Regions from separate parts of the Homo sapiens genome. Here region 1 is linked to region 2. Evidence: read pairs that join two places in POLR2A ChIA-PET (ENCODE). Cell type or tissue: GM12878. All regions are shown on one strand. Links, peaks and the distances in the headings refer to the core of each region. The heading gives the core; the rest is flanking DNA. Region 1 overlaps CDC42EP4 (CDC42 effector protein 4). Region 2 overlaps VCF1 (VCP nuclear cofactor family member 1).

Region 1 (4,389 bases), core at 73-4,072, 55 kb before region 2:
CTCAGGCCTCCCCCCACCGACTTTTGAGGCCAGGGTTGGCCAGATTTAGCAAAACCAAAACAGAGTGCTGAGTTAAACGCAAATTTCAGGTAAACAAAAGATAATTTTCTAGCATTAATATGCCCCACGCAATATTTGGAACACTTATGTGAAAAATGATTTGTTTTTCTGAAATTCACGTTTCTCTCTGAGTCCTGTAACTGTCCCCGAGGGGATTGAGCAGAAGCTCGGGTATGAGCCCTGAGGTTGACTGCCGGTTATTTTTCTGTCCTGGGAACAGCCTGACCCACCTCCCTGTCTCCATGTAGCCAGTGAGGGGAGGGGGAGACACAGAACCAACCACAGCCAGGGGCGTCCCCATGGCGACTGTGGCCCGGCCCCTCCTCTCTTGCCTGACTCTCCTCTCTTGCCTGACTCTAGACACTAACTTAGTTCCAGGTTCGGTGCCCTGTTGGTGCTCCTGTTTCCAATAGCTTAGGTCCCATGGTGGGGGAGGAACCTCAGGGGCTATGCAGCCCCCGCCAGCTGCCCTCGAATCCCGTCCAGGCCAATTCCAGATTCTAAACTGATTTTTTTCATGATATTGTCAAAACAGTGAGGAAACATTAAAAAAAAAGCCCTAAAGCACGCCTGGTGTCTGTCTCTGCTTTTTGGGAGGGCTATTTCAGGATGGGGGTGGGGTCTGGACCCAGGTCCTAGAGCTGTCCAGGGGGGCCTGAGGTGGCTTCTGTCTCTCTGTCCGTGAGGACCCGCCCTTCCTGCGATGCTGTCTGCCTGGGCAGGCCCCTTCAGAGTCTGGGGACTCAGGTGTCCCTAACTGCCATCTCTTGGAAGCCCTTGGCACTTGGTCGCTTAGCTGTTCTGTGCCTCCCTCTCCTGCTCTGTAAAATGGGTATCCTGCCACTCTTAGAGGGTTGAGGCACAGAAACAGTGACATGGGCTTTTTGTGGGGGAGGGGGTTGGTTTTTTGTTTTTTTTTGTTTTTTTTTTTTGTTGTTGTTGTTTTGTTTTTTTTGAGATGGAGTCTCACTCTGTCGCCCAGGTTGGAGTGCAGGGGTGTGATCTCAGCTCACTGCAACCTCCGCTTCCTAGGTGCAAGCGATTCTCCTGCCTCAGCCTCCCAACTAGCTAGGATTACAGGCGTGCGCCACTACACCCAGCTAATTTTTGTATTTTTAGTAGATACTGGGTTTCACCATGTTGGCCAGGTTGGTCTCCAACTCCTGACCTCAAGTGATCCGCCCACCTTGGCTTCCCAAAATGCTGGGATTACAGGTGTGAGCCACCGTGCCGGTCGACATGGGCTTTTTATACAGTTGTGATTAGGATGAGAGTGACTGTGTTCTCCCCAGCCCCCTGGTGTCCTGGTGCACGGAACTGTCACCACCAGAAAGTGGCTGGCCCTGAAGGCAGTTTCTGCATGATGCTGGGAGCGGGGCTACCACCTCCTCTTTCCCCTTTTACCGTTAAGCCTGGAAAATCAGCTTACAAGTGGCAGGTCCTCAGTTCAACCTCACTTCTCAGGGAGATAGAAGCTCCACATCCCCATTTTCCAGATGGAGAAAGATGATCAGATAAGCCTCGAGGCCGCCTTCTCTAATGCCCAGAATTCATTCAAAACTCCTGCCCTTCTCACCCCACCACTCCTGGGCACATCAAAACCTCGGGATATAAAGTCAGGGGGTGAGGGTCTAGTGGCCCCTGAACCCACTGCCCTGCCCCTGCCCTACCACCTCCTTCCCTTGAATCATGTTCCCCTCTTTCTGGACAGCTTCAGAAGGGAGCCCTGGTCTGCGTAGGGCTGGCTCACTGCTTGTTGAAGCCCCCGCTTGCTCTCAGGAAATCTGGGGAAATCTTGGGGATCTCAATGTGGCTGAGTTCCTGGTGGAAACCCTGCACTCTCCCCTGAGCACCCACAGAGAAATGTGAGTTCCCCACTCATCTCCCTGGAAAGCAATTAGAGGCATAATTAAAATGTCACTCAGGTCCCTCCCTCTGTCCCTAGACAGGCTCATTCGTGTGGGAGTTATGAGCGGGGACTTCTGGCTGCCCCAAGGGAAGAAGAGAGAGGGAGGAGAGCTGGGGCCCATTGGGAGACGGGTCCCTAGGGGCTACAGTCTAGCTCAGGGATGACTGGGGAGAGGAAGGTACTGTTCAGGCGAGGACCAGGCAGATGAGAAGGGGCTGTGCCTCCCAGACACAGTGCAACCTCCCAAGAGAGAGAAATGACTGTACCTACACCGACTAACCAGGGACTCCCTAGGGGCCCAGAGAAACCAGCCGCCCCGAGCCCCAGAATCTGTTTCTTGACCATTGATGGAAAAGCTCTGAGCATTCAAGAAGACCCGGGGACCTGGCTTGATTCACAGCTTTAAGGAGCATACCTTCTGGCTGGGGGTTCAGTGGACCCAGGAGACAAGGATGAGATGAACACGCAGAACCAGCCAGGCCACAGAGCTCTGTTAAGATTTGCTGGGAGCCAGGCGCCGTGGCTCACACCTGTAATCCTAGCACTTTGGGAGGCTGAGGCAGGAGGATCCCTTGAGACCAAGAGTTTGAGATCAACTTGGGTAACAGCGAGACAACATGTCTACCAAAAAATAATTTTTTTTTTTTGAGATGGAATCTCGCACTGTCGCCTGGGCTGGAGTGCAGTGTCACGATCTCAGCTCACTGTAACCTCCGCCTCCCAGGTTCAAGCAATTCTCCTGCCTCAGCCTCCCGAGTAGCTGGGATTATAGGCGCCCACCACCAGGCCCAGCTAATTTTTTGTAATTTTAGTAGAGACGGGGTTTCACTATCTTGGCCAGGCTGGTCTCGAACGCCTGACCTCATGATCCACACACCTCGGCCTCCCAAAGGGCTGGGATTACAGCCATGAGCCACCGCAGCCAGCCAATAAATAAATTTTTTAAAAAAGATTTGCTGGGTAGCCTTGGGCCAGTTATTTTCTCGCTCCAATTGGCTTCAGTTTCTCCATCTTTAAAATTAGGCAGTAGCTCAGTTGTTTTCAACTTTTTACCAGAAGCTTTGTTTGCAATGAGGTCATGCTATTTTTTTTAATTGATTTTTTTTTTTCTTTTCCGAGAACGGAGTCTCGCTCTGTTGCCCAGGCTGGAGTGCAGTGGTGCAATCTTGGCTCACTGCAGCCTCCACCTCCCGGGTTCAAGCAATTCTCCTGCCTCAGCCTCCTGGGTAGCTGGGATTACAGGTGCACGCCACCACACCCGGCTAATTTTTGTTTGTATTTTTAGTAGAGACGGGGTTTCATCATGTTGGCCAGGCTGATCTCAAACTCCTGACCAGGTGATCCGCCCACCTCGGCCTCCCAAAATGCTGGGATTACAGGTGCGAGCCACTGCACCCAGCCTTTTATAATTGATTGATTATTCATTTATATATTTATTTATGAGATGAGGTCTTATGTTGCCCAGGCTGGTCTCAAAATCCTAGCTTCAAGCAATCCTCCCACCTTGGCCTCCTCCCAAAACTCTGGGATTACTGACGCAAGCCACCACACCTGGCCTCATATGAGGTCATACTTTGAACCTCTATGGAGGCTGAGCCAGAGCTTCCCTGGGTGGGGTTGGATTTGGGGGGTCCTTACTCTTTCCCCGTTGGTCTCTGAGGTTCACCTGAGAAACCTAGGGCCCCGCAGGGCACTTCTTGCTTTAAAGATGTTCTGTGGGCCCTTTCTGTCTAAAGGAACCAGGAACTACTTCTGGGTAATAATTTGGTCATTTAAATTCAGATCTCAGTCACCATTTTCCAAAATGGGATGGGACCCAAAGCCTTCTGGCCCGATGATGTCCTGGCACCAGCCCCGCCACCTGCCCCAGCGGGTCCAGAGCATCTCCCTCCACGTCCCCCATGTGGATAGGGCTGTGCGCCCGTTTACTGGGCACACGCCGCTCTGCACCGCTGTGATACGGGCCATATGTCTTAGCAGCTATGACCGCCATATGCTAGGCATTGTTCTTTGCATTGGCCTCAGTTCATTCTCATAACAATTCCGTGAGGTCCATGCCATTCATATCACCCCCATTTTACAGGGGAAGCAGCTAGAGGTGAAAGAACCAGCCCACCCCACAGGTCTAGGAAACAGAGGAGCTGGACATGGAATGACAAGGTGGGGCCGGTGGCCTGGCTTGGCCAAGCAGCACAGAGACGGGGCTATCAGCCTCTCAGAGTGGGGCATGCCCATCTCCCACGGTTCTGTGTGCCCAAGGGAAGTGTCAGGGAGGCACTGGCTGCTCCAGCCCCCTTCAGCGGCAGCTGCTGCTTCCCATAGGTCACCTCTGCCCACCAGGCGGCCAAGGCCCTGCCCTTCTCAGGGTTGCTCTGCCTGGCCTCTGGCTCTGCTGGGCAGGACCAGGGCTCTGGGTTGGG
Region 2 (4,389 bases), core at 196-4,195:
GATTGAACTGATAGGGATGAGCATGAAGCTGTAATCTTGCCAGTTGTTAACACCATTGTTGAAAGAAGAATGTTTCAAGGATGAGATCTGCTAAGAGCCTAGAAAAAGGCAAATGAAGAGCAGGTAGGACTCTTTCTTAATCTGGTACCATCCAGAGGAGAAGGCTACCAACAGGCCAAAGAGATTATTCTGGTGCCTTGAGAGATCAAGTAATTTATGAGGCAGGGATATTTCATGTGACTCTCCCAGAGATTAGTTGAAATCCACAAAATCATCTCATCTTTTTTTGTTCTTACAGTCCCTCTGCCATGCAACCTCCTTGACATTCATAGTCTTGTCCCTGGAAAGATCTATCCCCCATTATAAATGAGGAGATAGCAAATTTTGATCAGGCTCCTAAGTTTGGTTAGAGTGACTCAGCAGCCCAAAGCCCAGTCAGCTGTTGGCACGCTGATAAAATGGGTGTGTGAGGACCAGCAGCTGCTACTTACTCAATGACTTTCTCTTTGGGTGTCGACTGGCCTCCCAGCAGACATTGCTTTGCCTCTGCAGAACACTCCCACTCAAATTCCCTGATCATATTAGGATGAAATTAGCAGTTTCTTGGTTCAAATTTATGATAAAAGCACACCCATTTAATGATTATTAAAACCTGATATTCATCTATTTTTTTTTAACCTCCAACTACTTCAAAGTAATGTGCAGCTAAGATCTGATCTCCTAAGAGAAAGGTGGGGAGCAGAAATGTCTTAGAATGAAGTAAATTACATAGCCCAGTGCAGGATGGTTGAAGCTTTATCAGAACCACACACTCTTTATTATTCCAAACTTAAGCTGGGATCCATACTCATTATTAAAGTTAGACCTATTCAGAATGTTGCAGAGTACAGAGAAGTGAGCTTAGGGTGATCATTTATTTTCTCTAATATTCAAACCTCAACTCAAAACCTTTAGGATTAAAGGCCTGCCACTGTAAGCCACCCTACTCTCATAGAAAGTGTATAATTATTTAGAAGACACTATATCCTCCAAATGTACATGCTTTCCAAGAGCTGTGTGTCCACACTAGCCTTTTGTCTCTTAACTATAGAAAGCTGAAACTTCAAGGGTTTTGTAATAGGTGCTGCTGCCATGTACATACAGACCTCTAGCCTGTGCTGCTCCGGAGAACGTTCTGCAGTGACGGAAATGTCCTTTATCTGTGCTGGTCAGTGCAGTAGCCACTAGCTACACGTGGCCACTGAGCACTAGAAACAGGGCAGCTGTGACCTAGGAACTGGATGGTTAATTTTAGTTAATTTAAATGTAAATAACCATATGTGGCTAGTGGCTACCGTATTGGACAGTACAGTTCCGGGCAATTTGACTGAAAATTATACCTCCTTTAATTTATTTCTGTTTTCTAACAGGTTCAGAAATCGTTTTGACAGCACATAATTCTTAAATAGAGTACATGCAAATTTGGTCTTTCTTGCATGTCCGAGAACACTTGCCTAAGAAAGATGTGTGATTTTTCTTTAAACCTGGAAATTTTAAGCAGCTTATGCTATCATCTCATAGTAACAATCTAGTGAAGTAATTGTTATATCATAATACCGGCTAGTGTTGCCAGAATAAGCAGGTGAATGTGACCAAGAGGTACTTTTATAAGGGTTTTCAGGGCAAATAGGCAAAGGCAGCCACTCTTATATCAAATGTTGTCATATGGAAGGGAGTACAATTAGGTAACTCGGAATCCTAATTTCAGGGAGTGTAAAAAGAAGAAAACCTTAATTAGGTTAGAGGTTGAAAGCTTAGTCATTAACCTCTTCCTGTTCTTGTTTCAGTCCCAACAGACATTTAAAATTGTTAAGCTTCTTTTTAGAAATGAGTTTTACTAACTTAAGCTTGACCTCGCTGCTGCTGTCTTGTATTTTTGCTCTTAGTGTCCAGTGATGCTGTACTTCCAACTGATAACCTATTGGGATATCATATGCTGAATTATGTTTTCTCAGGCCAGAGGGCAAATTTATATGTTGTTATGGTTTGCAATTCAAGTGTCCAAAACATCGGTTGTTTGGGTTTTTTTTTTTTTCTCCTTGTGATTTAATTTCAGGAAAAGGAGAAGGAATGGCAACGAAGAAGACAACCATCTTCCCCCCCAGACCAAAAGAAGTAGCAGAAACCCTGTCTTTCAGGATTCCTGGGACACAGAGGTAGGAAGTGTGGTCACATAGTCTGTTGTTTTCACTGCTTGAGTTAAATAACCTAGTATCTGCTGTGTAATTAAATTTACTTAAACAGTAATTTAAAATGACCTTAGTTGATTATACTGGTTTAACCTTTCTGTTTCCAAATCAGGGTCCCTTTGAGGAAGCTGTGTACCCTGTCCCCAGCAAAACAGTACATATGTGCACATAGTCATATATGTACACACTCATTTGTATTTGTTAGAAATTTCGTGGCTTTTTGAAAGCCTATGTTTGAACTCACTGTTTTGTATTTCAGCAGCGAACTTCTTTTCTGGTAGTTTATAAACCATGAATTGTCCTTAAGATAAACATATTTTGTTGCTTCAATTCAAATGCCTTTTAAGAGAAACTTTAAGCATGTAAAATATGTAAGGTATGTGTATGCAGAATCCCATTTCTCAGTGTTTTTACTTTTCATTATCTTGTTGTGAAAAGAGCTCCTGTGGTGAGAGGGAAGGGGAGTTGGGTGTTCTGGAACTTTTTTACAATTTTTGATTTCATGAAAGAGTGCTTCAGTACGCAGACTGAGGATACATTTTCTGTGCAATTGGAAGGCTGCTCTGTGCTGGGGAAAGGAAACCAATATAAAGTAATGCTGCTATTAAGTTATGCACCTAGAGATTTTGACCCTTAACAGTTGTCACACTAAGAGAAAAGCCTCAACAACAAAGAGCCCTAGCCTCATAACTCACAGTAGAATTCTCCCACACCCAAATAATTTGTACTTTAATTAGTTCCTGATAATAGGATTTGACCTATATCCAGTCTGTCTTTGCCAGCAATTCAAAGTAACTCCCCCAAGGGGGAAAAATCAGGAACTTTCATGTAGGTAACAGTCATTCAGAGACAGTGAACAAGTGCAGAGTAGAATCCTTCTGTGTGGAGACCTGAGTTTCTATAGCTGTTTTTCCTCTTCAAATATTTTCCTGGCCGAGCGCAGTGGCTCATCCCTATAATCCCAGCCCTTTGGTAGGCCAAGGTGGGCAGATCACGAGGTCAGGAGTTCGAGACCAGCCTGGCCAACATGGTGAAACCCCATCTCTACTAAAAATACAAAAAATTAGCTGGGTGTGGTGGTGCACGCCTGTAATCCCAGCTACTTGGGAGGCTGAGGTGGGAGAATGGCTTGAACCCAGGAGGCAGAGGTTGCAGTGAGCTGAGATCGTGCCGTTTTACTCCAGCCTGGGCAACAGAGCAAGACTCCGTTTCAGAAAAAAAAAAAAAAAAAATATATATATATATATATTATATATATATATATTTTTTTCCTATTTGCTTTTTTCTTTTCTTTTTAAAAAATGATTATCAGAAAGGTAATTGAGCTTTGTTTAATGTAATAGTTGGGAATCTCAGGGATGAAAGAAAACAAGATTAGAGGCTACCATGAATATCTAATGATAAAACCCTGTAATAGTAATTGAGTTTCCATTCTTTTGAATTGTAAGACTATTCATTAAAAGAGTATGCAAAGATTACTTCTATGGTGTTGGCCATCAGTATTTCCTTACTTGTGTCTGTATGTAAGTCCTGCTATATGATGTTCATTTCAGTCAAGGGTATGGTAGGTCTAACTCTCTGTATTAACGTTTTTTTCCCGTATCTGCCAGTTTTGAAGCCTGAGAACAGCAATAGAAATTGCCATCTTTTTCTTGCTTTTGTCTCTTGGTTAAAAAAAAAGAAAGAAATTGTCATCCTTTTTTAAAAAAATTAACATTTCTGATCTCTTAAGTAAGGCAGATATTGTAGATTTTTAAATTTTATTTATTTATTTATTTAGTTTTTGGTACAAAATGACCTTTACTCTCTTTCTAAAATCCGTGCATTGGTCTCACAGAAGAAAACAACGTCTTGTTACTCAACCTCCTGGGTTCTCTAGCTGAGCTTGTCCTTACTTGTCCAAAGAAATTCAGTTGTTGAGCCACTCCGTAATCATTATCTGAAGGAAGGACTAGATTGTCTTCCTTATCGTTTAAGGTCATTACTGGTAGTTTCTGTCTGAACTCACTGGTAGATCACCTAATGGGGTGTTACAACCATTAGTTTCAGCCTTGCTTACTGAACATTGACCAGAATAGCCTGCTGTGCCGTCCTGTGCTGTCCTGTCCTGTCCTATCCTATGCTGTCCTGTCCTGTCCTGTGCTGTGCTGTGCTGTGCTGT

Evidence for each region. Peaks named below come from ENCODE experiments on the same cell type or tissue, not always from the same donor. Only the 100,000 strongest peaks of a DNase experiment are listed, where the experiment ranks them.
Region 1: POLR2A ChIA-PET joins it to region 2 with 9 read pairs; 5 of 35 experiments call an interaction of 5 or more read pairs at or near these places.

The regions. Positions count from the first base shown.
Region 1 is chr17:73,279,862-73,284,250 of GRCh38, reverse strand. It overlaps CDC42EP4 (CDC42 effector protein 4), which reads left to right. Exons shown (of 2, transcript NM_012121.5): 2 at 1-627. Among named protein-coding and RNA genes, the nearest start is that of CPSF4L, 20 kb to the right of the region's middle. RefSeq lists an enhancer at 2,357-2,486. In GM12878, for the core only: no CTCF peak of the experiment used is centred there; DNase peaks (open chromatin) are centred at 141 and 2,080; H3K27ac peaks cover 777 bases.
Region 2 is chr17:73,224,971-73,229,359 of GRCh38, reverse strand. It overlaps VCF1 (VCP nuclear cofactor family member 1), which reads left to right. Exons shown (of 4, transcript NM_001098832.2): 2 at 2,096-2,195. Among named protein-coding and RNA genes, the nearest start is that of VCF1, 5.2 kb to the left of the region's middle. RefSeq lists an enhancer at 331-380. In GM12878, for the core only: no CTCF peak of the experiment used is centred there; DNase peaks (open chromatin) are centred at 447 and 1,849; H3K4me3 peaks cover 2,724 bases; H3K27ac peaks cover 2,033 bases.